Regions from separate parts of the Homo sapiens genome. Here region 1 is linked to region 2. A link is an interaction called in ENCODE POLR2A ChIA-PET data of the cell type or tissue named here. Cell type or tissue: CD4-positive, alpha-beta T cell. All regions are shown on one strand. Links, peaks and the distances in the headings refer to the core of each region. The heading gives the core; the rest is flanking DNA.

The links. ChIA-PET counts read pairs that join two places held together with the same protein. Peaks named below come from ENCODE experiments on the same cell type or tissue, not always from the same donor. Only the 100,000 strongest peaks of a DNase experiment are listed, where the experiment ranks them.
Region 1: POLR2A ChIA-PET joins it to region 2 with 14 read pairs; 12 of 35 experiments call an interaction of 5 or more read pairs at or near these places.

What each region holds. Positions count from the first base shown.
Region 1 is chr13:48,181,954-48,189,478 of GRCh38, forward strand. It overlaps LOC105370198 (a long non-coding RNA gene), which reads right to left. Exons shown (of 6, transcript XR_007063792.1): 2 at 1-1,223. Among named protein-coding and RNA genes, the nearest start is that of ITM2B, 47 kb to the right of the region's middle. RefSeq lists an enhancer at 4,433-4,662. In CD4-positive, alpha-beta T cell, for the core only: no CTCF peak of the experiment used is centred there; DNase peaks (open chromatin) are centred at 3,938 and 4,528; H3K4me3 peaks cover 799 bases; H3K27ac peaks cover 2,385 bases.
Region 2 is chr13:48,235,112-48,242,636 of GRCh38, forward strand. The region is part of intron 1 of ITM2B (integral membrane protein 2B); the gene reads left to right. Among named protein-coding and RNA genes, the nearest start is that of ITM2B, 5.7 kb to the left of the region's middle. RefSeq lists enhancers at 408-995, 6,190-6,690. In CD4-positive, alpha-beta T cell, for the core only: no CTCF peak of the experiment used is centred there; no DNase peak of the experiment used is centred there; H3K4me3 peaks cover 764 bases; H3K27ac peaks cover 528 bases.

The sequences.
Region 1 (7,525 bases), core at 2,092-6,091, 53 kb before region 2:
CAGTGATCACCTGGAGAGAATAGTGTGTCCCTTCATAAGCAACTTCCATAGAGCAGATGGTTAGTTAGAGAGTCTAGCACTGACGCTTGGGAGGACACCCATAGTGAGGGGAGAGAAAGAAGATAAGCCTGAAAAATAAATGATAGCACTTTATATCTACCTATAGCTCTAGGACAAAATTACAAAGTCCTAAAACCATTTTTCCTTAGTACATATGTGAAACTAAGGCCTGAGTTTTACATGCCAAATATATACAAGGGAACTGACTTCTTTTTTTATTTTTAATTATTATTATATATTTTTTTGAGATGAAGTCTCACTCTGTTGCCCAGGCTGGAGTGAAGTGGTGTGATCTCAGCTCACTGCAACTTCCACCCACTGGGTTCAAGTGATTCTCCTGCCTCAGCCTCCTGAGTAGCTGGGGTTATAGGCACCTGCAACCTTGCCAGGCTAATTTTTGCATTTTTAGTAGAGACGGGGTTTCACCATGTTGGCCAGGCTTGTATCGAACTCCTGACCTCAGGTGATCCACCCGCCTCAGCCTCGCAAAGTGCTGGGATTACAGGTGTGAGCCACCACATCCGGCCACAAGGGGACTGACTTCTAAAAGTTCATGGAAAATGCATTTAATGAGAAAACTATGTGTAGATTTCAAATTTTTTTTGCACTAAAAGAAGCTCATACTAATTTGTTATAGCATGTCTGAACGGGATCTCCTTGAGGCACTAAGAAGGATGAAATATCAGTTTGAAAAGAGCCTCTATCAGAGCAACATGAATTCTGCTAAAATTGAAGAAAGAGCAAATATCAAATTGATGGTGAGGCTTGGGTGGAAGAATGGTGACATTATTGATGCTTTATGAAAAATATATGGGGACAATGCACCCCCCAAAATCAGCAGTTTACAAATGGATAACTCATTTTAAGAAAGGACGAGGTGATATTTAAGATAAAGCTCACCATGGCAGACCATCCACATCAATCTGTGAGGAAAAAACTCATCTTGTCCATGCCCCAAATGAAGAGGACTGGTGTAACAGCACAAACAGAAGCCAACACAATAGGCATCTCACTTGGTTCAGCTTACACAGTTATGACTGAAAAATTAAAGTTGAGCAAACTTTCCATTTGATGGATGCCAAAACTGTTGAGGCCAGATCAGCTGCAGACAATGGAAATTTTACACAAGTAGGATCAAGATCCTGAAGCATTTCTTTGAAGAACTGTAACAAGAGATGAAACATGGCTTTATCAGTGTAATTCTGAAGACAATGCACAATCAAAGAAATGGTTACCAAGAGGTGGAAGTGGTGCAGTCAAAGCAAAAGTGGGTTGGTTAAGATTAAAAGTCATGGCAACAGTTTTTTGGGATGCTCAAGGCATTTTGCTTAAGCATCCCAAAAAACTTTCTGGAGACTTTCTTGAGGACCAGAGACTGATAACTTCTGCTTATTATGATTACATTTTGAGAAAGTCAGCCAAAGCTTTAACAGAAAATGCCTGGGAGGGCTTCACCAGAGAGTCCTTCTCCACTCTGACAACACTCCTGCCCATGTCAAATGAGGGCAATTTTGGGAGAGTTTTGAGGTAAAATTATTAGGCATCTACCTTACAGTCCTGATTTGGCTCCTTCTGACTTCTTTTTGGTTTCTAATCTTAAAAATCTATAAAGGGTACCCATTTTTCTTCAGTTAATAATATAAAAAGGATTGCATTGATATGGGTAAATTCCCAGGACCCTCAGTTCTTTAGGAATGGACTAAGTGGCTGGTATCATCACTTACAAAAACATGTTGACCTTGATGGCACTTATGTTGAGAAATAAAGTTTGCATTTTTTATTTATGTATTTTAATTCAATTTTTCCATGAACTTTCTGAAGTCCGTGTGTGTGTGTGTGTGTGTGTGTGTGTGTGTGTGTGTGTGTGTGTTTATAAAATCAAATGCTTAGAATTAGAATAGAAATCTGGTGCTGTGGTAAGGGTTTTAACCAATAGTAAAATATTTACAAGTTCAATGCAGGGTTGTGATAGAGACTAAAAGGGTCCCTGCCCTGAATGACACAAACAAATTAATCAATCTTTTTATTTTTTGATTTTAAAACAGGAACTGCCATATGCCTAGCCCCCAGTGAGGCCCCATGGAAGTTGTGGGAGAAACTTAGGTGATATTCCTTTCCTCCAGACTGCAATATTGTTGAGGAGATGAAATTAACCACACATAACAATAAAAGATGGTGTATAATGAAATGCTAGGCAGAGTGCGGCACTCCATAGGTGGAGTGGGAGATGGGAGAAGGAAGGTTTGTGGAAGAAAGCAGGTCAGGCTTTACAAAAATGCAAAGACATCAGCTGATTCTCACAGAATGGGTGGGACGTGAACCCCAACCCACACAGAGGTGTCTGGGTACCTTGAAGAAAAGGCCCGTTAGGGAAATACTGACAATTTTGAGTAAGCTGACCACATTTTTCATAAAAATATCAGTACATATGGTCTGACACATGGTCTAACAACAGGAAAGAATATTTTTAATTGGGGCTGCCCCAGAAAATCTAGAACATATGGTTACTTTATTTACAGGCCAAGAAACTCCTAATTACAAGAGAAAACGGAACTGACCAGCCCTCGGTAGACAAGACCTAGCCACTGCCATGCAAGAAGCTGCTAAACTATTTCCCTCCAGTCATCAAAGTTTATGTTCTTTTTTAAGGTTTCTGTTAGTATTTTCAGATAAAAGGTCAGTGCCTGAACTATACAAGACAAGCTGGGGAAATTCTACTCAGATTTCTTCAATTGCATTCTTTAACAGTCTCTCAAATTGCCTCAAATAATTTTTGTACTAGGCAGGGTATAAATAATGAATGCAAAAATGTTTCTTCCACCTGGGATAATAAAATAAGTCCAATTTAAAATTTCCTTCCCTTGAAGAAAAGGGGAACGTCTATACCCACGAAGTTTTTAGCTTGTTATCAGAGTTCTCATCTATATTGAAAAATACATTTTAAATTATCAAGATTGTTATATGTAATTTTGTTCTTTGCTTCTCTGATGTTTCACTGTTTTGCTCTTTAGTAGCTTACTGTCTGAAACAAAATACATGCCACAAGCTTCCTTATCCAGTTTTGCAATTTAATAATCTTAGCAATTATTGGAAAAGAAACAGTTTAAAAGGCTTTAACTCAAGTCTTGGCAGGTTAGAACATCTTCCATTTCATCTTTCACCCCATCCCAGGGCTCAGAGATCACTTGCCAACTCATTACTAATATTATCAAGGAAATGCACAGTTTTCTGCTTTTATGGTCAGTGAATACACTGACCAAGATGATGTGGTAATCACTGTGGATGAACAACAACAAAGCTACACATTTGAGCAAACCTTTTTCCTTATGTCTTAAACAAAATCTTAATTAAATGCATCTTAAAATACAGGATAAATGTTTCTGATAAAAGCAAAAAGATGTGCTTTTAATGAGATTTTCTGGGCACCAGACTTGTCTTTTCTCTTTCAATCTTCCATTATTATTTGAGGCCTCAAAATACTTACACTGATGGGCCGGGCGCGGTGGCTCACGCCTGTAATCCCAGCACTTTGGGAGGCCGAGGCAGGCAGATCATGAGGTCAGGAGATCAAGACCATCCTGGCTAACATGGTGAAAACCCGTATCTGCTAAAAATACAAAAATTAGCTGGGCATGGTGGCGGGTGCCTGTAGTCCCAGCTACTCGGGAGGCTGAGGCAGGAGAACGGCGTGAACCCAGGAGGCGGAGCTTTCAGTGAGCCGAGATTGTGCCACTACAGTCCAGCACTCTAGCCTGGGTGACAGAGCGAGAGACTCCATCTCAAAAAAAAAAAAAAAAAAAAAAAAAAGAAATACTTACACTGAAAGAGCCCGATTTTCATTAGCTGCGGTTGCTAAAAATGGGGAACCACCTAAACACACAACAATATAAACTGGGCCAGGTGCAGTGGCTCAGGCCTATAATCCCAGCACTTCGGGAGGCCGAGTAGAGTGGATCACCTGAGGTCAGGAGTTCAAGACCAGCCTAGCCAACATGGTGAAACCCCGTCTCCACTAAAAAAATATATATATATAAATTAGCCAGGTGTGCTGACAGGTGTCTGTAATCCCAGCTACTTGGGAGGCTGAGGCAGGGAGATTCCCAGCTACTCGGGAAGCCGAGGCAGGGAGAATCACTTGAAACCGGGAGGCAAAGTTTGCAGTGAGCTGAGATGGTGCCACTGCACTCCAGTCTGGGCGACAGAGTGAGACTCCGTCTCAAAAACAAAAAACAAACAAAAACCAAAAGAAAGGGAATATTTTACAACCACTAAAATTTAAAACTTAATTCAGCCTTAAAAAGGAAGAAAATTCTGTCACATGCTACAAACATAGATGAACCTTGCAGACATTACACTAGGTGAAATAAGCCAGACACAAAAGGACAAATACTATATGATTTCAGCTACAGGAGCTACCTAGAGTAGTCAAACTCACAGAGCAAGTAGGATGTGGTTTCCAGGGGCTGCTGGGTGAAGGGGGGATGGGGAATTGTTATTTAATAGGTACAGAGTTTCAGTTTTGCAGGAAGAAAAGAGTTCTAGAAATGTATAGTGGTGTTGGTTGCACAACAATGCAAACGTACTTAATGCCATTGAACTGTATACTTAAAAATGGTTAAATGACAAACTCCATGTTATGCATATTTTACCACAATTTTTTAAAAATGAAAAGTCTAATTAATGCAAATAATTCTAAATGTTGACATTGCTGGTTATCCACATGGATAAAAACTCTCTCTTCCTGTCACCACACCTAGGTCTAATGCTGATGGTGAATTTTCCATGGTCTTTGGATAATTGGGCACTCAGTAAATGCAAGTGGTGTTAATGATGTGACAGTTATTTGCCTGGTCTCCTTGAATAAGTAAGTATTGATATATTAATATCTTTATTTATTTATTTATTTATTTATTTATTTATTTATTTATTTTGAGACAAGGTCTCGCTCTGTCACCCAAGCTGGAGTGTAGTGGCATGATCATGGCTCACTGCAGCCTCAACTTCCCAGGCTCAAGCAATCCTCACACCTAAGCCTCCCCAGTAGCCAGGACTGCAGGTATATGGCACAACATCTGGCTAGTTTTTGCATTTTTTGTAGAGATGGGGTTTTGCCATGTTGCCCAGGCTGGTCTTGAACTCCTGGGCTCAAGCGATCCACCTGCCTCGGCCTCCCAAAGTGCTGGGATTACAGCATGAGCCATTGTGCCCGGCCAATGTCATTTTTAATAATAGCTGTAGCTAAGTTTCTTAAGTGCTTGCTATATACTGAGTACTGATCTAAATAGTAAAATTCTCAAAGCAACCCTATGAAAGTTTGTATATGATGTGTCTAGTCTCAGAGAGGTAATTTACCCTCTGTTGCTAACCAGCAAGTGGAAGAGCAGGGGTATTAACGTAGTGGTATGATCCAGTGCTTACCCTTTACAACATTAGTCTCAAGCCAGATTCTTAGAAAACAAAGGAGCCTATTATAACTACCACATTTTCATGGGTGAATCTCTTTACTAAATCTTTCATTTCTTCAACAAAAAGTTTGTTAAACACTTACTATGTTCCAGGCAATGGGCCAAGTGCTAGAGATTCATAAAACTAATAAGACATAGTCTTACAATCCAATAAAAAGAGAAAAATAAGTGAAAGATAACACGAGATGGTGTGATTAAAGAATACTGGGGGAGGGGGACCACAAAGAGGAAGGGCTCACAGTTTCGCTCAGTGGGGCACTTCACCTATTTTTTTCCCTTTGTATGCTGTGGGAAACATTTTTCTCTTTAATTTAACTGGTATAACATGTAAATAGATTGGGCAACAAAGAAAACTAAAATAAGTGTCAGAAGATATTTGAGGATACAAGATAAAAGAGGATAGAAAACATTCTAGATGGTCTATGTTAACAAAAGGATACCAGCTAGAAAAGCCAGATTAAAAGGTAGAGGAGAGTAACTGGGAGAAAAAGCAATAAAAAGGCCAGTGTAAGCAATAAGTGATATTTAGTGTATATCCTCAAATAGTAGGATCATGTACAAAATAGTTCAAGGACTTGTGCTGTATTGCCAAGGAGCATACAATCTAACAGGCACAAATAAGACAAAAGGCACAAATAAGAAACATATTTTTCAAGCAATAATTCATAAGGGCAAATTAAAATAATGCAGAAGATGAGTACCATCAAGGCAAAGGAATAAAAACAGCAAGATCCTAGGGGACTGGGGTCCAATTTTGAAATAAAGGAGGAGTACTGCTGGTGAAGAGGAACAGGGCATTGGAACTAGGAAGAGCAACCACGGAGCCATAGAGATTGGAAAAAATGAAGCCCTATAACCCCAGCACAATGACTTTAAGAGGAAGCAAGCAGCAAGTGGGACTGTGCTATAGGGAAGAATTCACAGATGACCTGGAGAAATTCAGGAGAATGAGAAGTGCTTACACATTAATGAAAGAACTCCAAAATACATACTTCCAAACTTCTACAAATTTTAATTTTGCCAGCCATAGAAAGGGAATCACTGCAACTGTGTGTATCCAACAAGCCAAAAGGTGAACTTCAAAGAGTGAAGGGGTCAGGTGTTTACCTTATTAAAATGTCATCAACAAGAGGGCTCAAAGTTGTCATAGAGCATTCACTGTTGATTCTGAACTAGCCCTTGGGTAACTGAGCTAAGTCTGGACACAGTGTGGGAAAAAGGCAAGAGAGAAAGAATGCATCAAAGACAGGAAATCAACTCTGCAATGTATAATAATTGAATATTGCACATGTTCTTGAATATTGCACATGTCACTGTGCCCCAGGAACTATTGTAAAGGGCTCCTCGGGGAGCTCTATTGTAAAGGAGGGTTTGCTTATTTCATTTTCACCATCCTCCTGGAGGTGGGGAGTGGTAGAGCTGCTCCCAGGAGCCCAGACCCTTCACCACCAGACTACCCCATCTTTTTACTGCTTCTGAAGTGATTATGCAAAATTCTGTCTCTTGAAATGGACGGGCAATTACTTGTATATATGAATGTAATATAACAAGTATTTTCCAACTGTGATCTATGCAGCCTAAAGAATCTGTTTTATTTTTAATGAATTTACTTGTAGTCTGCCACATGCCATAAAGAATTTGATGCCAAATGACAGGTGTATAGGAAGTAGATTGTGAATTTAGTTAGATTTTATACATGGTTCCATAAAAAACTATTCTTCTGAATTTTGAAAAGTATTGAAAACGAATCACAGAGAAGTTATTAGACAGGGCAGAGTTCATTCTCCAGAACTCTGTTAACAGCTTTAGGGACTTAGAACCAGCCAAGCCCTTCTTGGAAGTCATGCCATATACTCATCTGGGCACTTAGCAAGTATTGATTCACACCCCAATCTGAACTCTGAAAGATAAGATAATGACTTTGTAATATCAGTCATCAAATAATAAATATTCATTCTCTGACTCTCTGAAGAGAAGATACATTTAAAATGTCAGCTGCA
Region 2 (7,525 bases), core at 1,748-5,747:
TTCAGACAGCTTTTCTCTGTTCCGCTGTAGTGGAGATTTGAAACTCTGGACAAACATCAGAATTACATTTGCTGAGCACCATTAAATCTGACTTCTGACAATTTTTGTCATTTCTGAAATAGTGACTCTGCCAGATTCTCAAAATTGCTCACGAGTTCACCATATTTAAATTTTGTGGTCATTGCAGCTATAAGTAATCATTGGTAGCTCCGTGCTTTGTTTTCCATTTTTTATTTTCTCAGATCCTCCATATCCAAAGAAAAATACTACTGGGACTAAAGAGTGAGGGCCAGAGTCGTCTTTGTAAACCACCCAGCAGTCACGGATGAGTTGGTAGATAAAAAATGACTAATTCTTTTTCCAGCTATAAGCTGAAAGACTTCTTTAGGGGATGACAAAATATTTCTCTACATTAAAAGTAGAATCCTTATAATCAGTCAGTCGCTTAACGGGAAAAGGAAAACCTTAATGACAGACTTTTGTGAAAGAAGTTCTGATCTCTTCATTTCAGAGCTTGGGCAGTGATTACATAATGTTCTCTGGCTCCTTGCGGGTGGCTCTGTGGCAGCCACCTTGTCTGACTGCCTGGACTGGGAACAGAATCAGCCTTAATGTGTTTTGCCGAGGGCATTTCCTTTGCCTGGTTGGTTGAAAGAATCAAACCAAGCTAGTTAATGGCCTAGAACTCCTGAACAAGAATTTTTCTTATCTTTAACCCTCCCAGATCACAATATCCCGCAGACCATTGTTTTCCAAAATGTGCTCTTAGGGACCACCTGCTCTGGTTTTAAAATGCAGATTCTGTTACCTTATGCCACAAGAATTCTGATCACTCTAATCAGCTGGCTTATATAACATGCATTCCAGTACTTTTACATTGCTCCTGTCTTTCTATTTTTTTCTTCTGCAGGGTGAGAACTCTCCAGAAACAGTTCTATTACCCCATTTTTCAGTCTTATCTTTTCAGCAGCTATTAATCCTAACAGCCATTTCTATTGATAGTTTTATCTCAACTAGCTTGCTGTTTATTCTTTTCCTGCATTTTCCCCTTAATTGTTTTCACCTTCCTCCTCTCCTAGTAGGCATAAAGCTCTTAGAGCTATAGAGACAGCAAAGATGGGATGTATTTTGGGTAGCAGAAGTGAATTTGAAATTATATACATGTTTTATGCTATAGGCAACAATTCATATATTTTTGTGGCAATACTTTGAACCTTGGGAAATTGTTTTATATTTGCAGATAACAAAATACTTGATGTACTGTATCAGAAGTCCCAGTTTTGTCATTACATAACTACTTGATCTTGGGCTTAAATTTTTAGGTTTTCTGTCTGTAAGATGAGAGGGTAGGACCAGATGGCCTGTAAGGATTCTTCCAGTTTCAAAAATCTATGAAGATGCTAGGATTACATAATTATATTTGGCAGACATTAAATTGTTTTAATTGTGAAAAATAGCAACTACCTCCTCACTCTAACCAGACTATTCCCTTTCTTCCTTTTGGTGTTTAACATGTTACATTCTTCCCTCATATCAAGTAGCAGTGGGTCAAAGAGAAAGGAGATGGGTAGAGGTATTATGTAATAAAGCACATTGTCACTTCTGTTTACCTCACAGTGAACAGTGAAGTTGTCAGCACCTCTTTGTTGCAATGCCTGCTTATGAAACCCCTTTTCCAGTATCAGGCCACAGAATAGCTTAAGCTTGCTTCATATGTATCCCTGCAAGTTGTTTTGCTGACAAATAGTGTTGCTTTCTCTCTACCCCACTTTGTAGATATTCTTTAAAAGGAGAGAGAAAAGTAAAGTGCTGATATAGGAGAGAAAATAGTGGCAGGGTGAGTGCAAGAGAGAAAGTGAAGGCCGACTCACCCAGTAAAAGTTTTGAGTTACCCATGACAAATGGCTGTTTAGACCCTGGTTCTTTACCCTTTCTGGTTTTCCCTATTCACACAATCAAGACTGAAGGTTTTGATAATTAAGCTTTTCGTTTGTGGTGGTGGTTTTGTTTGTGTGTTTTTTGGGGAGTGAGGAGAAGGGACATAAAATGCATGGCTGGCCATTTACTATAATGTTGATATAATGCTCTCAAGGGATTGAGAGCTTGGTTCTCTTTAACCAAAGTGCATCTTATTACCTAGTTATGTAATTCCGTGTTTGCAGATATTGGCCAGTGAAACTTTTACATTACATTTTGGTTCTCCATGAGGATATTAATATCTGAATTGAGGGTTTAGTGCTGGGAAATAAATGAATTGCGTCTGTGCATCCCAAATGCCTTGGCAGGACCTCCTGTGTACACATCCCTGACAGGACACTGCTGTAGCATATTGGGTGTGCAAGGTTGCATATTGCACAGGATTGTAGTCTTCCCAACTAGACAGAAATGAGTATAATATACTTGGCATAATAAGCCTGAGTGACCTCATGGAATTCAACTCTGACATATAAAAGGTTTATGTGACTGGAAGTATTTTTTAAGCAGAAATATCTCAAATACGTTTATGTTACAGGCCTATTTAAATTAATTTAGAATTTGACTTACAAGGTGTTTATTATGCATTTCCAAATCTTGACTTGTGGGTAAATGTACATAGAAACATGTACTAAGTAGTCATTGGGGGAGATTTTATTTCTCTTAGTTTTATCATACCATAACTTAAATGTCTGGCGTGTCTATTCAAAACCCACATTCTTTTTCCAAAAGGAAATACTACTTCCTGAATTCCTAGATTTAACTAAAGCTTCTTGTACTGCTTTGTATGTCAGTGTCAGTAAAGGAAGACTCAGAAAAAAAAATCTTTTTGGGTTACCAGTAAAATCATCCTCTTAAATTTTTTGGCAAACGTGGCATTTTATTAGAGCTTAAAGACTAAAGGAAAAGAAATTAAGGACTTTAGACCGTTACTGAAACCTGTTAAAGGATTTGACAATTCTGAATTTCTGAATGAGGTGATTTTTGCCTAAATGATATACAAAATATTAACACTGGAGCTGTGCTTCACAATGAAAGTCTTTTCCAAAGTAGACAGCTGAAAGTTGAAAATTGGAAATTATAACACTAAGGACATCATTTTTGAAAAATTTCCACTTAATTGTGATTATCCCTTTTAATTAGTACTTACAACACATATTTTTAATAGCTTTAAGGAGATCTACAATACAACCTCATTTTATAAGTGTTATCAACAATTGAATGAACAAGATTATTTTAAATTATTGTGCATTCTTTAAGCTCTTTTATTAGAGGAAAAAACTTTTTGCAGTATTTCTATAATTGTACTTGGGGAAAAATCAGGTAAGAATGAACGTAGACTTTTTATTCTTAAACAGAAAAGTTTGAATCTTGAGTTGTAGCGATGAGGAAATTACCCTTGTTTTTATGGTAGAGATATATTCTGATTTTTCACTTAATGTTTTATCTTTCAGTACTGATAAGTTACCAGCAATAATTTTATGATGTTGAACTAACATAAGTACGACAAAAGAGAAATAAAATTTTCACAGCTTATATATAATACCACTTCTGAGTTAAATATCCTGGACGTTTATTTGGGAAAGTGATACTAAGTATGGTGGTGGATATTTTGTACTTTGAAATTTTGAAATATTTGCATAAACCGTTTTTGGCATAGTTGAATTTCATACTTTAAAAAACAAGTTTGGTGGATTTTTGTGTTTATTTGAATGATTAACTTTAAGGCTCAAATTATTATTTTTTTTTAGTGAAAGCAAGTTTATTAAGAAAGTAAAGGAGTAAAAGAATGGTACTGCATAGGCAGAGCAGTCAAGATGCAAATTATTTTTAAAAGTTGTTTGTTTTCAGAATGAGTTAAGGATAAAGCTTAAGTCTTAACTATTTTCTCTGCTTATATATGATTATAATGTTTTAAATTATTTTATATAAAAATTTTAAAAGATGCATTGTTAATTAAATCACTTGAATCTCTGCAGTATCCAAAAGCAGACCCATTTTTATGCTGGGGAAAATGATTTTTGAGAGCTAGTCTATTTAGCTTTGCATTATCAGTTTTCAGTTTTTCATTTTATATAACTTTATCCAATTCATTTTTTCCTCCCTTTAATACTGGGACATAAAATTTCCTGTCTATCAGTTTTACCTAGGGCCGTGCTAGGCATCTTAAGCAGAGAAGGCAAATTCAGTGTCTCCTGGGCTGAAGCAGATGAATTGTTGAAGCTGGACTTTTTGCATATGAAACAAGTAAGAATATTCTTGGTTTTCCTGCCAGGCGCAAGCCACCGCCTGTAATCCCAGCACTTTGGGATACTGAGGCTGGTGGATCACCTGAGGTCAGGAGTTCGAGATAAGCCTGGCCAACATAGCAAAATTCTGTCTCTACTAAAACAAAAATTAGCCAGGCGTGGTGGCATGCGCCTGTGATTCCAGCTTTTTGGGAGGCTGAAACAGGAGAATCGCTTGAATCTGGGAGATGGAGGCTGCAGTGAGCTGAGATTGCGCCATTGCATTCCAGCCTGGGTGACACAGCAAGACTCTGTCTCAAAAAACAAAAGAATATTCTTGGTTTTCATTTTTAAAACATGAGTCCAGTGTTGCTGGATCCTCCAATTTTCCAAGGCAAGCTAAAAATCAGTACTATTTTAATTTATACAACAATTTTAGCCCAAAACACTGAAGGCATGGGCCACTATTTTATAATCTCCTTTAAAGTGGAACGCAGGACTGGCAAATTATAGCCTATATCTTCAAATACTGCCTGCCTGCTGTTTTTCTGTAGCCCATGGGGTAAGAATGATTTTTATATTTTTTAATGGTTGGGAAAAATATCAAAGGAATGATATTTCTCCTTTTTGCCCAGTACCCTCACTGAATTGTTGGGGAGGGGCTGCTGCTATTCAGGAAGCAGCAGCACTAGCAGAATTCAGGTTATACAGTCATTCTTCAAAAGATTTAAATTTTGTCTCTATCACTTACTTTGATACCTTGGGTAAGTTACTTCAGTTCTCTGTGTCTCAGTTTTTTCATCAGCAAAATAGGGAAAATAATAATCTGTAACAATAATAGCACAATGCCTGGAACAGAGTTAAAAATTAGTAGATTTCAGCTACTGTTATTTTTATTTATTTTTTTGTTGAGAAACAGTCTTGCCCTGTCACCCAGGCAGGAATGCAATGGTGTGATCTTGGCTCACTGCAGCCTCTGCCTCCCGGGTTCAAGTGATTCTCCTGCCTCAGCTTCCCAAGTAGCTGGGATTACAGGCACCTGCCACTATGCCTGGCTAATTTTTTGTATTTTTAATAGAGACGGGGTTTCACCATGTTGGCCCGGTTGGTCTCGAACTCCTGACCTCTTGATCAACTACTATTATTAAAGTCCCAGTTTTCTCTCCTCATCATTCTTGTTTTGGAATATTACTTCTTATATTACTGTTACTGCTTATCCCTGCCTCACATGTCAGTAACAATATTGTTGGTACTTTTTTCACAGCAAGGCATTCTGGTAAAGATTGATTCCTGCAACATAAAAACCCTTAGGATTCAGTAGCTGTACCGATTTCATTTAAAAATGTTATTTATTCATTACATAATAGGTGTTAATAGAATTTGAGTTTTACCAAAGTAATACTAAATTTTAATATGCAAATATATAGTCCTGCCCTATGTCAGAGGAACATACTTTAAAAAAATTGTAGCATCATTGTATACAGTAAAATGCATAGATCATGAGTGTACAGTTAGATAATTTTAAGTCTGTATACCTGGGCTCTAACTCCCAATCAAGCTGAACATTGTTATCAACTCAGAAAGTTATCTTGTGTCCTTTTACAATTTGTTCTCCTTAGAGGTAACCACTATTCTAATTTTTCTCCCCATAGATTAATTCAAAGCAATCATATTCACTTATTAGCTTCTTATGGTCTTTTATTACCATGGTGACCACTAGACCCTCTTCTGCCTTTGTGCAATTTAGAAAAAGATCCCCTCTCTGGTGGTTTGGAGAATAGAGCATCAGTTGGTTTCTAGACCTACTGATTCCCTTGGCCTGGCATCCTTGTACTGGAAACAACCTGCCCAACCATACATGGCGATCTTAACTCCATGTTTCTCACTTTTTGCCCCAGTAGGGCGTGGTGCGGCGGGCAGCAGAGTCTTGCTCTGTCACCCAGGCTCGAGTGCAGTGGCATGATCTCGGCTCACTGCAACTTCCGCCTCCCAGGTTCAAGTGATTCTCCTGCCTCAGTCTCCCGAGTAGCTGGGATTACAGGTGCCCACCACCACTCCCAGCTAATTTTTGTATTTTTAGTAAAGACGGGGTTTCACCATGTTGACCAGGCTGGTCTGGAACTCCTGACCTCAAGTGGTCCACCCACCTCGGCCTCTCAAAGTGCTGGGATTACAGGCTGAGCCATAGCACCTGGCCCTCCATGTTTCTCTTTTAACTCCCTATTTCTCTAAATCAGTGGTTGTTAAACATTTTGCTCTGAGAACTCCTTTATAGTCTTAAAAATTGTTCAGGATCCCAAAGAGCTTTTGCTTTATGTAGGTTATATATATTTCCAAATAACCAAAAAGATTTAAGAAGACTAACAGTAACATTGTTTTACATTCGGCAGTGCCCTTTATTGAATAGCTTAATAGAAGATAGCCGGATTTTCCTATCAAATTCTTCATTCAGTCTGTTGTGATATGGTGCTTAGCTTCTGGAAAATTGCACTGTACAATTTTTATTGTATATAAACATAGCGAGAGAATGAAAGTGAAAATGACAGTTTTATTATTTAAACTAACACAGTCTTAGTTTTATTATGAAAAAAGTTTGACCTTGTGGACCCCCTGAACGGGTGTGTTCCTGGACCACATTTGCAGAACATCTATTCTAAATATTTGCTTATACTGCTGTTTCATGGTTTGTTTTCATTTGTTTTATTTTTTGCAGTTTTAGATAATACCTATTGATAATAGCTACATGGAAGGTGAATATTTAGCTTTTTCTGAATATTTACACACTGCACACATGATCTCTTCTCCTGTTCTAGCAATTTCTGGTTAAATTGATATTTAGTGTTTTTTATTATAATTAACATAAACATTAGTTACATTTGAGTATTGTAGTATACTTTTATTTTACTTCCATTCTTGTATAACAACTTTTTATTTTCCCTGAATTTGATCATGCTTCTTGGGGCAGGAGAGAGGGTTCCTTAATTTTCTACATACTTACTGCTCATTCATTCCTCAGACTCTGACAGCAGTATAATTGTCTTTCTGTGTCTTCAAACTCACCAGGTAACTTACCAAGTTTCTTTCTTTCTTTCTTTCTTTTTTTTTTGATGATTTCTTGCCCATCATTCATTAGTTTTCTATTCCAGACTGGTTGCACTCATACAAATGTCCTGAGAGTCATAATCATCTTGGAAGAATTGCCTTTGTCTTTATCACATGCTAGATCTACAGTTTCATAAATCTGAAGAAAAAGATAAATTTTTAAAAAATCTTACGTGTCTCAGAATCGTTATTCCATCCTCATATTTGATAATTTATCTGGG